Linked DNA regions of Homo sapiens: region 2 is linked to region 1. The links are chromatin loops, found by intact Hi-C in ENCODE. Cell type or tissue: endothelial cell of umbilical vein. All regions are shown on one strand. Each heading gives the region's core, and the rest is flanking DNA. Links, peaks and the distances in the headings are about the cores only.

Evidence for each region. Peaks named below come from ENCODE experiments on the same cell type or tissue, not always from the same donor. Only the 100,000 strongest peaks of a DNase experiment are listed, where the experiment ranks them.
Region 2: it touches region 1 in a loop (4-fold over the local background); 5 of 110 quality-filtered maps call a loop at or near these places.

What each region holds. Positions count from the first base shown.
Region 1 is chr6:22,466,295-22,474,514 of GRCh38, reverse strand. The region is part of intron 4 of LOC105374971 (a long non-coding RNA gene); the gene reads right to left. Among named protein-coding and RNA genes, the nearest start is that of HDGFL1, 99 kb to the left of the region's middle. In endothelial cell of umbilical vein, for the core only: no CTCF peak of the experiment used is centred there; DNase peaks (open chromatin) are centred at 2,564 and 3,274; H3K27ac peaks cover 1,332 bases.
Region 2 is chr6:22,136,797-22,145,016 of GRCh38, reverse strand. All of the region lies in intron 9 of CASC15 (cancer susceptibility 15), which reads right to left. All of the region lies in intron 2 of NBAT1 (neuroblastoma associated transcript 1), which reads left to right. Among named protein-coding and RNA genes, the nearest start is that of NBAT1, 6.3 kb to the left of the region's middle. In endothelial cell of umbilical vein, for the core only: no CTCF peak of the experiment used is centred there; a DNase peak (open chromatin) is centred at 3,506; H3K27ac peaks cover 1,553 bases.

The DNA of each region.
Region 1 (8,220 bases), core at 1,027-6,026:
ACAGGAAGTTCTGTGAGATAGCATTGCCCTAAGAGCTTCAAGAAGGTTCAAAAACACTTCAACAAAATGTTGAGTACAACATCTCCCAGGCTCGCCCATACTCCAGCAGGTATTACAACTGCACTATAATTACCAATACCTTTCAGTCTCCCCCATACTCCAGCAGGTATTACAACTGCACTATAATTACCAATACCTTTCAGTCTCCCCCAAAGAACTCTCAAACTCAATTACTGTTTCCATTACTGATTTTTGCCCTCCTTATGTCTGAGGCTCTTAGTCACCATGGAGACTAGTTTTCTGCCAGATAAGAAAACTGACAAAGTAAACTAAGTTTCCATGGGCACCCAAAGAACAAGTGGGAAGAACTGTCATGACAATGTGACCGAACAACCCAGAGCACAGCAGGGAAGAGACGATCCTGAGTTCTTTGGCCAATTTCTCTTGGCAACTATACAAGTTAGTCCTGTGTGGCAAGCGGCTGAGCACTGTGATGGTTAATGGGTGTCACCCTCTACCTGAGAGTCCTGATGGGTGAAGAAAGGTTATCTATGGGGTGCTCTGCTCCTCACTCCCGTTTTTGGAGGTACTAAACCAAGTTACGTGAGGTCAGTATTGGGACTGTGCTCCTACACTGGGCCCCAGCCAACCAAACTAAACCAGAATGAAGTCACTCACGCTAAATACCACATAATTAAACTAAACTCTGAAACAGGCCAGTTTTCAAAAATTTTAAAAAATAAATAAAAATAAGCAAACAAACACAAAACCAGGAGATTGACAGCAATCAACCAGAAGAAACCTAGTTTACCTGAGCTGGCATATTAAGGAATTTCCCACTGCTGAAACCTATAAAGAAAGTCATTCTGGAATGATCAATCCACTTTTCATTCTTTGTCTCTGCCTTCTTCAACCTTTTTCTAACTGAAAGCCACTCTCCTCTGCTCAGCTCATTGCAACACACTCTCTATTGTATAGAATTCTGTTTTGTAGAATGAGGTGTTGCCCAATTTTTTTTTTTTTTTAATTTGAGACGGAGTCTCGCTCTGTCGCCCAGGCTGGAGTGCAGTGGCGCAATCTCGGCTCACTGCAAGCTCCGCCTCTGGGCTTCATGCCATTCTCCTGCCTCAGCCTCCCGAGTAGCTGGGACTACAGGCGCCCGCCACCACGCCTGGCTAATTTTTTGTATTTTTAGTAGAGACGGGGTTTCACCGTGTTAGCCAGGATTGTCTGGATCTCCTGACCTCATGATGCGCCCGCCTCAGCCTCCCAAAGTGCTGGGATTACAGGCGTGAGCCACCGCGCCTGGCCAATGTTGCCCAATCTTAGAATCACAACTACAAGCCAAATAGATTGTTCACCAATGAGAACACATGGACACAGGGAGGGGAACATAACACTCCGGGGCCTGTAGGGGGGTTGGGGGTAGGGGAGGGACAGCATTAGGAGAAATACCTAATGTAGATGACAGGTTGATGGGTGCAGCAAACCACCATGGCATGTGTATACCTACGAAACAAAACTGCACGTTCTGCACATGTACCCGAAAACTTAAAATATAATGAAAAAATAGATTGTTCAAGTAAATGTGCTGTAATTTTGTCTTTTGACTGAAGGAAAAACCTGACATATATCCTGACGATGTTGACAAAAGCCATAGGTCATGAGGGGCAAAATGACATAATTGTTGCTTATTTAAATTAGCTCATTTTTTAACTTTAACTTTTATTTTAAGTTCAGGGGCACATGTTCAGGTTTGTTATATAGATAAGCTTGTGCCATGGGGGTTTGTTGTACAGATTATTTTGTCACCCAGGTATTAAGCCTAGTAACCATTTGTTGTTTTTCCTGATCTTCTCCCTCCTCCCATCTTCCACCCTCTAGTAAGCCCCAGTGTGTGTTTTTCCCCTCTATGTGTCCATATGTTCTCATCATTTAGCTCCCACTTATAAGTGAGAACGTGCAGTGTTTTGTTTTTGGCTCCTGCATTAGTTTGCTAAGAATAATGGCTACCAGCTCCATCCATGTTCCTGGAAAGGATATGATCTCATTTTTTTTACGGCTGCATAGTATTCTATGGTGTATATGTACCACAAACTTAAGACATAGAGTAAAAGGAAGACAAGCCAACTTGAGGACTCAGGTCTTTGGGAACTAATTGTCGGTTTGCGTGGCACTGTCTCCGTTTACTTCAGTAGAGGATTTCTATGAAATATCATGAGCTTGGTTACCTCTTTTAGCATTTGGAAAATAATAAAGATGTATTATCACATTCTTTCATCCCCCTTTTAGTGGCCCAGAGCAAGATATCATGGAATTAAGGAATTCTATAAACTCATCTTCACAGTCTCTTTAGTGCAAAATAACATTGCCAGGACAAATGAGGATGCAAACAAGGAAGATTTAAAAGTGACAACACCTTTTGGTCAGAGAAGCCAGCATCTTAACAACCCAAGGCAGACAACAAGTGTTTAATGAAAGTTACAGAAATAGATGCAGGAAACAGACAGAGAGGGTGAGGAAGCAGCGCGGCGGAAAGTGGGATTTAGGACACAATGGGGAAGCCCTGGTGGAAGTTTCCAGCACATACACACCTGCTTAGGAGTCTGGGAGGCACTGGCGTGTGTCAGAGACAGGGGGAAGAAGCACATAAATAAGTGAAAATGAGAGCAGATTGGAAAAAGGCAGAGAGAGACTTTAACTCTACTACCCACTCAATTTGCCACAATTTCAGGAGTTCATGGTAATATCTAATACATAGAAATGTCAAAACGAAAGTAGAGATAGAAATAGAAATATGAAAAAAAGAAATAATATAAATTTTAAAAAATGAAACTGAAGATCCTATTTATTTTATTTTACTTTCTGGTGGCCAGAATTAAAACCAGGTGCAAAAATAACCAGTAGATTCTAGATCATGTTGGCATATTTTACACTCAGTGTATCATGTCGCCCCTATAATGTGAAAAACAGTTCAGGCAACAGGACACTGGAAAGGGGATCTAGAAGGTCATGAATCTCTATTTCTAAAGAACACTGCCCCAGGCAGCTTTACACCTCGCTCTGTGTTTTCTCCTCTTACAGTGAACTTAGCTGACCCTTGTCCTATCATGGAATATATATCTTTACTCGAATTATTTTAGAAAGTTTACAATAAGTTGAAATAATAACAATGATAGCCATGGAGGCTGCCAGGGCACCTAGTCAAAAACTACAATCATCTGGAGCTAGGAGGAGCCAAAGGGTGTGTTTGTTTTGGCTCAGGATCCAGCTGCAGGCTGCCTGAGTTTGCCAGCTACATTTCTGTCAACAGAGAGAAACTATTATAACAAAATCCATGTTGATCAGGAAGTGTGACCACAGTGAGGGACGCTGAGGAAGTGCTGTTTTTATAATGCATTCTGAAAATGTGTCCTGAGCCTGTTAGTGGCAATAGGAAAATTCCCCCTCTATCAATGCATTCACCTGCAAACCCCACAGGGGCAGAGACCGGGAAGATCTGCCTGTACAATAGGTTCTGCTGCGGGCTAAACTGATTATCCTCAGAGCTCTTTTAGAGTCTGGGTGTGGTTATCACTCCTTTTTTCCTACCTTCTTAGTTCTCTCTCTTATGTTTTAAGTCCTTTATTGCTGACTTACATTTCCCCTTTTCAATTCTCTCATTGGACTGTCCCTTGGTTTGAGGCTAGATGTGCAAAAATCCTTGTGTGTGAATATACTGATAAAGCTAAAGGAAGCGGGTCTCTCCCTGAGCCCTGTCAACCTTCCTCCTGCTTCTGGGACATTCCTTGACATCAGATTTTCCAGGCCCCTGGCCACCACAAATGCATGACCGCCTCACCTCCCACTTCCACTGCCACCCATGCCACTCTGGCCTGGGGAAGTCCCAGGGCAGGACCAAAAAGACGAGGTTGCCCTTGCTCTGGAGTTCATCCTGACATCAAAAGTCACGTCCACACAGGGTCAGCCTTGCTTTGACAACGTATACCCAGCACCATTTCAAATACTTTTCATGGGTTCTACTATCATCCTTCAACAACCCTGTGCTGTTGGTTATGTGATCTCTTTTACAGATGCAGAAACTGAAGCTCACAGTCTCTATACGACTTGCTCACATTTACATGGCCAATATTTGGCAGAGGTGGGATTTTGGTCTTTGAATCACATTCTGGCAGTGTAGGCATGTCTGTTCTTTAAAGCAGAGCTTCTCATACTTCATGATGCTCAGGAATCACCTAAGGACCTTGTTAAAATGCAGACTCTAATTCAATAGGCCTAAGTGAGGCCCCAGAATTTACATTTGTAACATGCTTCTAAGCAGTGGCCGTGTAGGCCTAGAGCCACACTTTGGATACCAAAGCTTTCAAGAAGCTTTACAAATTAAGCCCTAAGATGAGTAACCTGTGGGTGAGAAATGCTTATTAATTATTTGGGAAACTTTAGTATAAGTATATAGATGCAAAGACTACCGTGGGTTCTTTGGGAAAGTTTGTCACTCGCAGAAGTTTCACTGCGTGAGGCCACAGAAGGATGATATTTCTTTCTGGTTGTCTTGATACCAAAACTTGGTTCTGAGACAAAGACTGGAGCAGGGACCTAATAGTAGTTGTCTTACCAAAAAAAAACCCATCCTCATTAGCAGCCAATCCCTATTGCCTCCCTCCCCACAGCCTCTGCCAACCATTTATCTACTTTCTGTCTCTAGATTTGTCTATTCTGAACATTTCATACTAATGGAATCATACAATATGTATCCTTTTGTGCCTGGCTTCTTTTACTTTGCATAATGTATTCAAGGTTCATTCATGTTGTAGCATGTATCAGTACTTCATTCCTTTTCATCGCTGAGTAATATTTCATTGTATGAACATATTACATTTTGTTTATCTACTCAACAATCCTGCCACTCAAGAAGGATCGAAAAGAAAAGTTAAGAAATGTTGAAATAATGTGGATTGTTGTAATATTAAGTCAATAGACAGTTACCTACAAGAGGAAACAGAAACACTGGATTTGTTTGTTTGCAAAGAAGCAAGTGAACCTTAGCCATAAAGCATCCATTTAAAAGCGAGATATCTGGAGTCAGATTCCCTAGATTCAATTCACCAGTAATCAACTTGTTAAGTTGAAGAAACACTTAACTTTTCTTTGCTTCCGTTTTCTCATCTACAAATGGGGATGAAAACAGTACCATGTTTGCCTTGAGAATTATCATTAGAATTAATAAGGTAACATATTTAAAACACCTAAAACATACTAGTATTTTAACAACTTTAACAGGTCCCAAATGTGTCAAAGCACCAAAGGTCCAAATGGAAAAAAGAATCAATTGCACTCACTTTATTTTAACTGGATACTTTAACATCTGTCATTTTTATTATTATGAGATTTACTCACTTTGCTGTGAATGAATGCCTCATCCTGGTCAAAGAAAATTAGAATCAAAATGGCCGTTTCATACAAAGAGAGTCTGATTTAATGTTGAGTGGTGCTTTTGCTACTTCTAATTCACACACAAATAAACTAGAATTTCTCTCTTAGTTCAAGCAATAGGGGAACAAAGCAAAATCCTTCCTATACAAACAGAACCAGCTCATACTATAGTAAAAGCTAACAGCATCAAAAGCTACCAAGACTATACTGTACAGAAACCTTGCCTAAAATATTTTAGGTAGCATAATATTTTCATCTTATCTCTTTTCTTGTTCTCTCATCCTGACTCATCCCTCACTTCCTATATTTAGCAGAAGGTTAGGCCCTTTTAAGAGAAATACTATAAAGAACTCTCTGTGCATGTGGTAAGAATAAATGTCCAGAATCAAGAAAAGCCTAGGAAATGTGAACATTTATTTTCTTCATGGAAATACAAAATACCAAGTAGATGCAAAAACATCCATTTACTCAATTTTCTTCTTTTTTTTTTTTACTGGGGGAAAAAAAAAAACACTAAGAAAAATGTATGTGGTTTCTACAGAAAAATGTTTGCTATAAGGAAAATCTCTAAACTGAAAAAAGGCAAGATAAAAGCAATTTATTGTCATGCTGTCCAACATTACTATATGAGATTACTTCAGTGATGAAAGATGTTGTCATAATTCATGCAGCCAAGTAAGCCGAATCAAGTAAGCTGAATTCAAGTATGTTAGTTTTCCATTCCTTCTCTTTAAACAGAGTCTTGTCAGTCTTGAAGCCTCGAGGGATGTACAAAATGTAATTACCAAGGTTTATGATAAGGAGTGAACCAAACTAATAGAGACAAATGTTTAAATGCCAGCTTCAAAGTTTTTCCCTAAAACATTTCTTCTGCACCCCAATCTTAGTTGACAATGAGGAAAATGTCAAAGTTGCTATGTCCTGATTTCAACTGGGATTTTCTATCAGATTTAACGTTATAGTAGAGAAACATTAATGAAAACAAAATTATTGCAGGGAGTTGACAGGTGTATTAGTAATCAATGCTACTGAAGTTCATAAAGAGGTGCCTTTAATATGAGTTTCACTGAATTTATCAAGGATTTGCACTGGGCTGTTCCAGTCTTGAATTGAGAACAGGACTGGCTTAGCAGGCAAAATGGAGAGCAATGTTTTCTCCATCTCCATTTGATCTATGGCTTGTGGCTGAAGCTGCCAACTGGCACACGTCTGATAGCCGTCAGCAGCAAGCATGGCATCTGTGTGTTGGCCAGTTGGAAGCTGACATAATATGCCAGGGTATTTCATTGCAACTAGGTCAATAAATTTGCTCACAGTCAACAATGGTTTAATCGGAATCACTGAGTCAATTATTAAAAGTTCTAGTTTATAAGAATTTCATATCTTAGAAGGCTTAGTTGCACACATTTATAATTTTTCTATCTTCTAGTTTGGAAGGCAAAGAGAAAATAGAAATAGAAAAGTCAGAGGAATCCACTGGGGGTGAAGCATAGCAAATATTCTTCTTTGCACTCAGTGCTCACTAGAGCGTCATGGGTTTTCGGTTTCAAGCTCAATTTAACTGAGCCTTTTGGGCTCCGAGTTTCATTTATTCCAGGCCAAACAAAACTTCCTCATGGCAAAAAAAGGAAAAAGAAAAATAAATGGTAATATCAGATTGAAGAGAGAAATTCCACACAAAGATCAAAGAATGTTAAGAAGGCTCTAATATATCAATGTCTTCGTGCAACATGTCAATATAAAACATATTGGGTTGATTAGAATTGAAAATGGATTTCTAGAGCTCTTTGGCCTAAAAGCATTCTATCAAGCCTATAATAGGACCCCTCCACATTACAATTACCAACTCTTCTCTATACTCATTTCCCTCTAATTCTCTTCATACTACTAATCTCTGAACATCTGCTAGCTCCTAAACAATGCCAGTCTCAGGCATCATTTATTAATCTCTAATACTTATCCAGGAACAGGAGCACTTGCCAATTTGAACTCTCAAAATAAAAATTACTAAGGTATCCCCAAGGAAGGGGGATAAATAGAATGAGGCTATAATCAAGCCATAATGACTCCCAAGGTTTACTGCAGATTAAAATCCAAACGCAGGTGACTGAAGGCAAAGAAGCAAATACAATGAGTGCAGTTCTTTGCTGCCTGTTTACACAAAGCTCCCATTGACTTTCCTGAATAGCTCCAAAAAGGGCCCAAGGTGTAACGTGTTTGTCGGTATGGTTGGTATGCACTGGCCGCCCTTTCCTAAGCACACAGTCAAACACATTCAAGTGTTTGTGACATGGCCCTCTTTAGTAGTTGACTTGATTTTTAGGTGAACAAGGAATCAAAAAGCATTTGGAGAATAAAGAGTAAGCCCTAATCATGAGTGGGCTTGCTTCTTAATGGTAAGCAAAGTATCCTAAGATTCTGGATGTACAGCTTGTGTTTCTTCCAGAGCCTCCTCTCATTCACCCATGCTATCATCGTGGTCCCCTACCCAGTTCAACAAAAATAATGAGACAGCTGGGCAAGAAGCACAGAATTTTCTTAAGTTCAAACGGTATGCACTGCATGTCTGAATCAAAAGGTCCTAGAGCTTGGGCAACAGGCCACATCTTGCCAGCGTTAATTGGCTAATAGGGACTTGATTGTTACCAGCTATCAATGCTTTACACAGAACACACAATACTCCCTTCAGGTACAAGATTAAAAAGACCACAGGAATAAAAAGTAACCTGGAAGCTTAGAATGAATTTCAATAAAAAGAGAAGCCAGCTTCACTGTGAAGGATAAACA
Region 2 (8,220 bases), core at 1,327-6,326, 330 kb after region 1:
AGGAAGAGATCCAGCAGTCACTTTTTACCCTTGCCTTTTCAACATCCTCTATGATCTCCCAAATCCTATATATTGTTTCTTTACCATCTGCCCTTGGATTTAAGATTTCTTCTCCATTCATTCCTAGAGTCCAAGCTCAGGTTCTCATACCCTCCCACCCAATGATCTCCAATCTGGTCACCCTCTTTTTGTTTCATTCCATTTGGCAGCCTGCCACCAAACTAATCGTACCAAACCACCACATTCATGATGTCCAGAACTACTGTCCAGATGGGTTAGACAACCCTTTGTCCAAAACCAAGGTGGCTCCTTATTTCTTCACGTTCATACACTACCAGTCAAGACAATCTATTATCTGATTATTCATTGTCTATTTAAACAGATTGGTCTATTAATGATCTTCTGATCACATCCTCCATTGAATCAGAAAAAAAAATGGGGGCTCAATTTTGTTAATAACAACGCATAAAGCATTGTGTAAGAAACAAAGACACACGAAGCATTGTCCCTGCCCTCAGAGAACATACTCTATAGAGCCTGTGCTACTTTTTTCTATCAATCATTACTAACCATTTATTATCTTTTATTGCTAGTCATTTCTTCAGGTTTTATTTCCCATGAAAATAATTAGTAAGTCTCAATCCACTTGCTAAGTGTGGGTCAGATAAGTGGTACCACAGATGGGCTGAAAAGGGAACAAACACTTCTACCTAAATGTCTGCGGAGGTTCCCCGAGTTCTCTGGGATTTGCAGTGAGCTATAAAATATCGGGCCAGGGAGTAGGGCAGGATTTAGGTATTAACAACAATAGCAATGGCAGTCGCTAAAAATTAGCACTTACTATGTGCCAGCATCTATTCTAAGCATTTTAGGTACATTAACCTACTTAATTTTATGAGAAAATATTTTTAATAAGTTATTTTCAGTGATACACAGACAGAAGCACAAGAGGGAGGTTAAATAAGTTGCCCAAACTACACAGCAAGTAAGTAGTAAAGCATATCTGGCCCCCGAGTGCGTGGTCTTAACCACCGTGCTGTCCTGCTTTGGAAATGAAAAAAATTGTGGGAGGGAGACCAGGTAGGTGAAAATACATGCATATGTCTGAAGGTGGATGAAGGAATCAAGTAGGGTGTTAGTTCTGTAGAAGCGGGACTAGGTTGAGGAGAGCCACAATATAAAGCTATTACCCTCTTCATAAACATTGGGACCAACAACCAAATTGTAGGATAATAAGTCCGGTAGCCAAATCTAAGATTGATGGGGGAGGAAGGGATTGGGTATAAGGAGACTAATCAAGAGGCTTCTGCAATTGCCTGGCTAAAAGGGAATGGTGCCCAAATCTTGGTAGCGGTGAAAGGAAAATTGAGATGGATTCTGGAGGTGTTATGAAGAAATGACATTATTGCGGTATTCTTGGAAAACAGAGAAGAGGTGATGGTAAAGCTGACTCTACATTTTTTAAAGCTCAGCTGAAGAAAGAACGCAGGTTCCTGAGCTTAGGAGTTGTGTCGTTCATCTTTTTTTCCCCAGTAGCTAGCAAAATGCTTGATATGCCTTTTTAAAGTAATGAATAAATGAAGGTGATGAAGGTAGAAATGGGAACATCAGAAGTGATGACGCCACATATAACAAAAATCTCTACAGTGAATTTAGTAATTCACAGGGTATCTGAGTGGCTTAGGTGGGTTGGCTTCCATCATGCCATTACTTATATATAAACAGAATTTGTTTTCTCTTTCCACCTTTGGCTTGCTTTTCAGATGCTACCTGATTTCCCCCACCACACGCCTCAGATGCTCTTCCTCAGGCTGATCTCAGTCAGGCTGCGTTTCCTCTACCCTGCCCCAGCGACCCCCATCCTTGCCCACCAGCTGTAGACTCATCCTGTCCAGATCTGCCCCCTAATCAGAATGTTGAACTTACCAAGATGATAAGATAAGCGGGCTAACATACTTTAACATTCTTTTATTTTTTTTTTTAATAGCACAGGGAGAAACCACAGACGTTTATCAGCCTTCTCACACAATTTTAGCTAACCAGAATACTAAATTAACGAACGTACCTCATTTCTTGGGCAGTTAATGAAGGTTAATGTGACATACTGCCTCTGGCTCTGGAAGTAAAAAGGGGTGTTACTGCCTCATATTATAGCTGGGGAAAAAAAAGTGTTAATAATCTTTCTCATCAGCAGTAAAGAATTGAGCTTTTAATACCCAGATATATTTTAGTAAAAGGCTAGTATATCATCTGTAAGTGGAGTTCAAGAGCAGTGTTAGATAACTAGGGCATTTCAAGAGCCTGCTTACACCACAGACCAAAAAAAAAAAAAAAAAAAAGAACAAGAGAAAAAAAAAATACAGCCAAAGCTGAATTTATTCCAAGAGAAAAGAAAAATGTGAATTTATGTTGGCAATATTTTCATTTATATCACTTTAGATCAACTCTAATAATCTTTAAATAGTAAGAAGAAAACTTGGATCTCACAAATAAGTGATTTTGAGTAAAGGGGGTAAATGTGTGAGCAAGGTCATTGTTTGATTCAATGATGTTCACACAAATGCATTATGTGGACCTGCTAATCTAAGACAGTGTGGTAGGCATTGTCTAGGGCCCTTAAAGAGCTTACAATACACTTACCCAGGAAGACACTTCCCTTCCTTTTACAGAGGGAAGCTATTGCATTTGATGAGAGCAAAAAATAGCAGGGGAGGCAGGGTAGGTGCAGTGGCTCACTCCTGTAATCCCAGCACTGTGGAAGGCCAAGGTGGGTGGATTGCTTGAGCCCAGGAGTTCGAGACCAGCCTGGGCAACATGGCAAAACCCCATCTCTACCAAAGAAAGTACAAAAATTAGCTGGGTGTTTTGGTGTGCACCTGTAGTACTAGCTACTCAGGAGGCTGAGGTGGGAGAACCACTTACGCCTAGGAGGTAGAGGTTGCAGTGAGCCATGATCATGCCACTGCCATCCAGCCTGGGCAACAGAGCAAGACACTGTCTCAAAAAAAAAAAAAAAAAAAAAGAAGGGTATGCTCTCTTGACAGGGAGCCAACCCACCTTAGAGATCTTACCATAGCAGAAATGGCTTGCATGATGTGAATATTCAGTGAATGTGACTCTTCAATCCTTTAAGTGAATAAGAATGCTATGCTTTATCTGTGCAATCCTGGGAAATATTAATGATGTGCTGATAGTGTCAAGAAAGGCAGGGTCTATAGGTTTATTTAGCAGAGTTGCTAGAGGACTTAAAACTGCATGTCATGGTTTCTAACCTCTTCAAAATGGATGCTGAATTAAGATGAGCCCTTCCCAAAGCAGACTGACAAAGTGACTAATTGCTGGCTGCTGGCAGAGGACTGATTTCCCCTCTCTCTGCTGTCCAGCGTTATTACCCTCGTCCATTTTACAGGGACCAAATGGCAAGTTTAAGGTGGAAGAACTGTGTTTGTTCACCTGTGAGTGGTTTGACCTTAGACTTTGCAGAGCACTGTCAGGAAGTCGGTTTTTCCATGCTCTTTACAGTAAACAAAGACAGTGTGGCTGGGCTCCAAATGTTACAGAAGGTCAGGGACCAAACTGCCTCAAAGACAAAGACTGCTTCCAGAAATTGAAACACAAAATAGATGTGAGCGCCATCAACATTCCACACTGTGCTCCTGTTCATTCTCAGTGTTTGCTTCAAACAATGTGACACATACCCAGCGTAGATGCATAATAGAAATAGAATCATAAAACCCCAGGTGCTGGAAAGCACCTTAAAGGTCATCTGGTCCAACTGCAAATCTAAATTGTGAATGCTGCCCTTTAAAACCTCCTCCATGTAATCATCCAGGCTCAAGGGGAACACCTCTGGTGACTATAAACGCAGTGCCCTGGGAGACAGACAAGCCATTCCATCTTTTGAATGCAACAGCCTCAGTATTTAAAACCCTGAGCTAAGGCCGGGCGCGGTGGCTCATGCCTGAAATCCCAGCACTTTGGGAGGCCAAGACGAGCAGATCACCTGAGGTCAGGAGTTTGAGACCAGCCTGGCCAACATGGTAAAACCCTGTCGCTACTAAAAATACAAAAATTAGCCAGGCGTGCTGGCATGCGCCTGTAATTCCAGCTATTCAAGAGGCCGAGGCATGAGAATCACTTGAACCCAGGAGGCGGAGGTTGCAGTGAGCCAAGATCACGCTACTGCACTCCAGCCTGGGTGACAGAGTGGGACTCTGTCTCAAAAAAAAAAAAAGAAAAGAAAAGAAAAGAAAAACCTCTGAGCCAAAATGTCCTATTCTATGACAGTAGGAGCCTCACTGGAGCTTCTGTTTATTAGCCCTTGATTTGGGAGCTCAATCTAGTGTGACTTCCCCATGATGGTTCCTCAGTTACTGGAGGGCATCTATCATCCCCCATCCAGATTTTCCTTCTCTACACAAAATATCTGCAACTTCTTTAGACATTACTCTGTGACTTCAAGTCTATTCAACATTCAATTTCTGAGCCTAGGAATACATTCCAGTTGATCGGTAGTGCTTTGAATGATGTGTCACACAAAACATAACACAAGGTCCCATCATGTGGCTACACAAAGCAAAATAGTCCTATTACTTCCATCATTCAAACTGATCACATTTCATTTAGTGCAGACTAACCTGCACTTGCTTTCCTAGTGGGTACCTCATGTTGGTGACTCTTACTGGGCTCACCTGTGCCTTTATTCATACAGTTTCACCTAAATCACATTTCTACCATCTTCAGACAATGTCTTTGTGCATTAATTTGACTGGTTTTGTTTTGTTATTGGTTTTGGTTACCACATCTGATCAGATTTTAGGTATATTTTAAAACATTTTTAAGCCAGGCATAGTGGCTCATGTCTGTAAGCCCAGCACTTTGGGAGGCCGGGGGCAGATAACTTGAGCTCAGGAGTTTGACACTAGCCTTAGCAACATGCTGAAACCCCGTCTCTACAAAAACACAAAAATTAGCCAGGCATGGTGGTGTGTGCCTGTGGTCCCAGCTATTCAGGAGGCTGAGGTGGGAGGATCACCTGAGTGTGGGAGGATCACTTGAGCCTGGGAGGCGGAGGTTGCAGAGAGCCATGATTGCACCACTGCACTCCAGGCTAGGTGACAGAGTGAGACCCTGTCTCAAAGAAAAAAAAAAATTGTTTTAAAGGAAAGAAGTAGTAGTAAGTTATTCTTGAAGGAGTCATAGATAAACCTGTAAATACACATATCTATCCATGGTAAGATATGAGACTTATGAGAGCAGAAGTTCTTAGAAGGCATTGAGTACACCTTCTGTTTTTCATCTATCACAACAGCACTGCATAGAATAAAATAACTCTGATTACATAAAATACCCTGGCCTAGTAGGAAAAATACTGGACTAGAAGTCAAAAGCTGTGGGATCTGGTATCTATATTGCTATGGACTATATGTTTATCTGTTATATAATTATAGAAAGGTCATTTTATCTTTTTCCAAGCTATAGTTTCCTTCATTGTAAAGTGAGAATCTCAATACACACCCTGCGCTGTACCGCATTCTAATAGTTTATATTTCTGTGGAATTCTAATGAAATTTGTAAATCTATTCTTTAATACAATGAAATAAATTGTATATTAGCCAGTGGTTAAGCCCCGGCTAAAATTTTCTATAGACTTTCATTAACATTAGATAAGTTTTACATTAAATTTTGTCTTAAGTGAGTGAATGGCATATTCACAAATCAGAAAGTTCTTGTGTCCAGAGTTTTTTTTTTAATATGCCAATTAGGGAAATTAGATAAGTCTGACTGGGGGTCCTGGAATCTTTACCCTCTGATAAAATAACAGTTTTGAATAGGTGAACCAATTACTGAGATTCTTGGGGTAAGGAATAAATGTCATAACGTGATATCATCACTTTCCTATAATCCAAATGTCTTCTTAAAATGTCTTTAATTAACTATACAGAGAGAACCTTTAGGTTGAAAAGATCTAGTTTCTTTCACATTTTTAAACTAGAGCCATGACAACAGAGTGCCTTGATGTCAATCAGCAGTTCCCACAATGGGAATACTATTCACATTCTGGGTGAGGGGGGAGGGAATGATGGCATATGGGCATAACAAGAGAACACCAGCTCATCTTAAAATCTTGCAATACAGTAAAATTAACTCCATGATCAGATTCTAAGACACATCCAACCCTCATAACATTAACTTCACAGAGTACAATAGTTGGTCTTTTTACTAAGTATATTACTAGACTATGCAGTTTTTCTCTTAGATCAAAAGAAATAAAATAAAAATTGGAACAGTGGGCTTCATTTTCTCAAAATCTGGGCCCAGTTTTGGCCCAGCCTTTCTCTGTGCATGTTCCTTCACCATCCTGACCTCAGCGCCATCTTCTGTAAAATAGAAGAGGTCTCTGAGTGTCTAGGCTCTCTGCCCATATGTCAGAAAGGAGGCATGTTTTTTGGCTTTTGAAGATCCCCTGCTTTCAACAAGTAAGCTATCCAAGCAGCGTATGATCCTGGAGATCCACAAGTCATATTGTATCTTAGTTTCTCTCATTCTTAAAAGCTTCATGGCAAAGACCCTAGTGCAACAATATTGTCTCAGTCTCAAATCCCTTTCTGGGCATCAGGCAGAGGGCTCTCAAGCCAAGACCCTGGGCTTCAGTAGCAGTGGGAATGCAGCACTTCAATGAGCCTGAAAAAAAAAGCCACAGCTATATGATGCACACATAGTACAGACATAGTGATGTGGAGATGGACTGGTGCCTTTTGATGTTTGCAAAATATACCTAGGTAGCAAATTGTTACATAATTAAGTGCCCAATGGCATTTGATATGAACAAAAGTTGTAAACATTAGCTTATTGTAACCAATAAAATAGAGATTCTAAAATGCAATTAGCACAAATGACCACATCTCCATTCAAGTAGCAAGGCAGACTTTTAGAGGAAACCTTAAAATAATTAAAGTGGCCACGTTCAGGATGCCAAATGCATACAGATATATCACTGGCTGCTAAAGCAGTAAAGCTTTCTCAGGCAAAGAGGAGGCACGCTTATGCCCAAGGTTAGATTGAGTGTCTTATTGAAGTACAGCACCCCCTCCGCCCCCACTGCATTTGATGGCCTTTTCTGCAGGTTCCTCCAAGATCAGTGCTATAGTATTATGGTGTCTATAGGATGTAGGTATATGGAAGGGAGGAAAAGGACGGCAGAACTGGAAAGAAAAGATGTTCATTTTTTACTCCATTAGACTCAATGCATGCTTTATGTAGAATTCATCCCATAAGGTCAAAAATCTAATTAGGCTTTATTTTAAAAGCTCTGAAACATGCAATAAATCACATGTGATTTTTTTCATATGAGCTGTGACTCAATGATTGAATTTATGTTCATGAAAATAGTTCAGCTTACATTAAACACTGGTTCCTGATACTCCCTTTCCCAAAACACACAAACACACACACACTCACTCACTCACAGTTTATATATAAATAGATATGTGTATGTTTTATTGAGATTATAAAGTTATAAAGTATATCTAACTGTACAAGTATGCAAAATTATACATATAGAAGATAGTATCTGCATAGATAACTTATCTTAATAGAGTTGGCTTAATTTTTGATACTCTGTATTCAAGGACAAAGATTTGTTATTACTGAGGATACTGAAAAGAATCTCTTTTTTCAGAATCTAAGGAAAATTTAAAAATAATTATTCAAATATGTTGATGTAGTGACATAAATGTAGCACCTCTTCATATGACTTCTTTGAAAGGAGAAACTTTTGTTTATACGAGTATACTAAAAAGGCCAAAATGATCTTAATACTTTTAGGTTACTGAGGCTGCAAAAAGACGTATTGATCAGTAAGCGGATTATCAGGTGTAGTTAAATGTAAAGTGTAAAACCCTGGGAAAAGAGTAAATCTACTAATACTGGACAATTAGTACTACATGTTAGGTACTGCTCTGAGCACTTCGCATTTACTGAGTTAGGCACTATTTCAATCTCCATTTTATAGATGAGAAAAGTGCAGCAACAGAGAAGTTCAATAACCACGAAGGCCACACAGCTAACACATGGGAGAGCCAGGCTGCATATTCAGGTAGTGAGGCTCCACAATTCTTGCCCCAGAGTCCATTACTCTGCCTTGTATCTCTTCCTTCTTTTTCTCTTCTCCCACCTGACCCCTAACACCCAAAACCATATCAAAGGCAGATCCCTCTC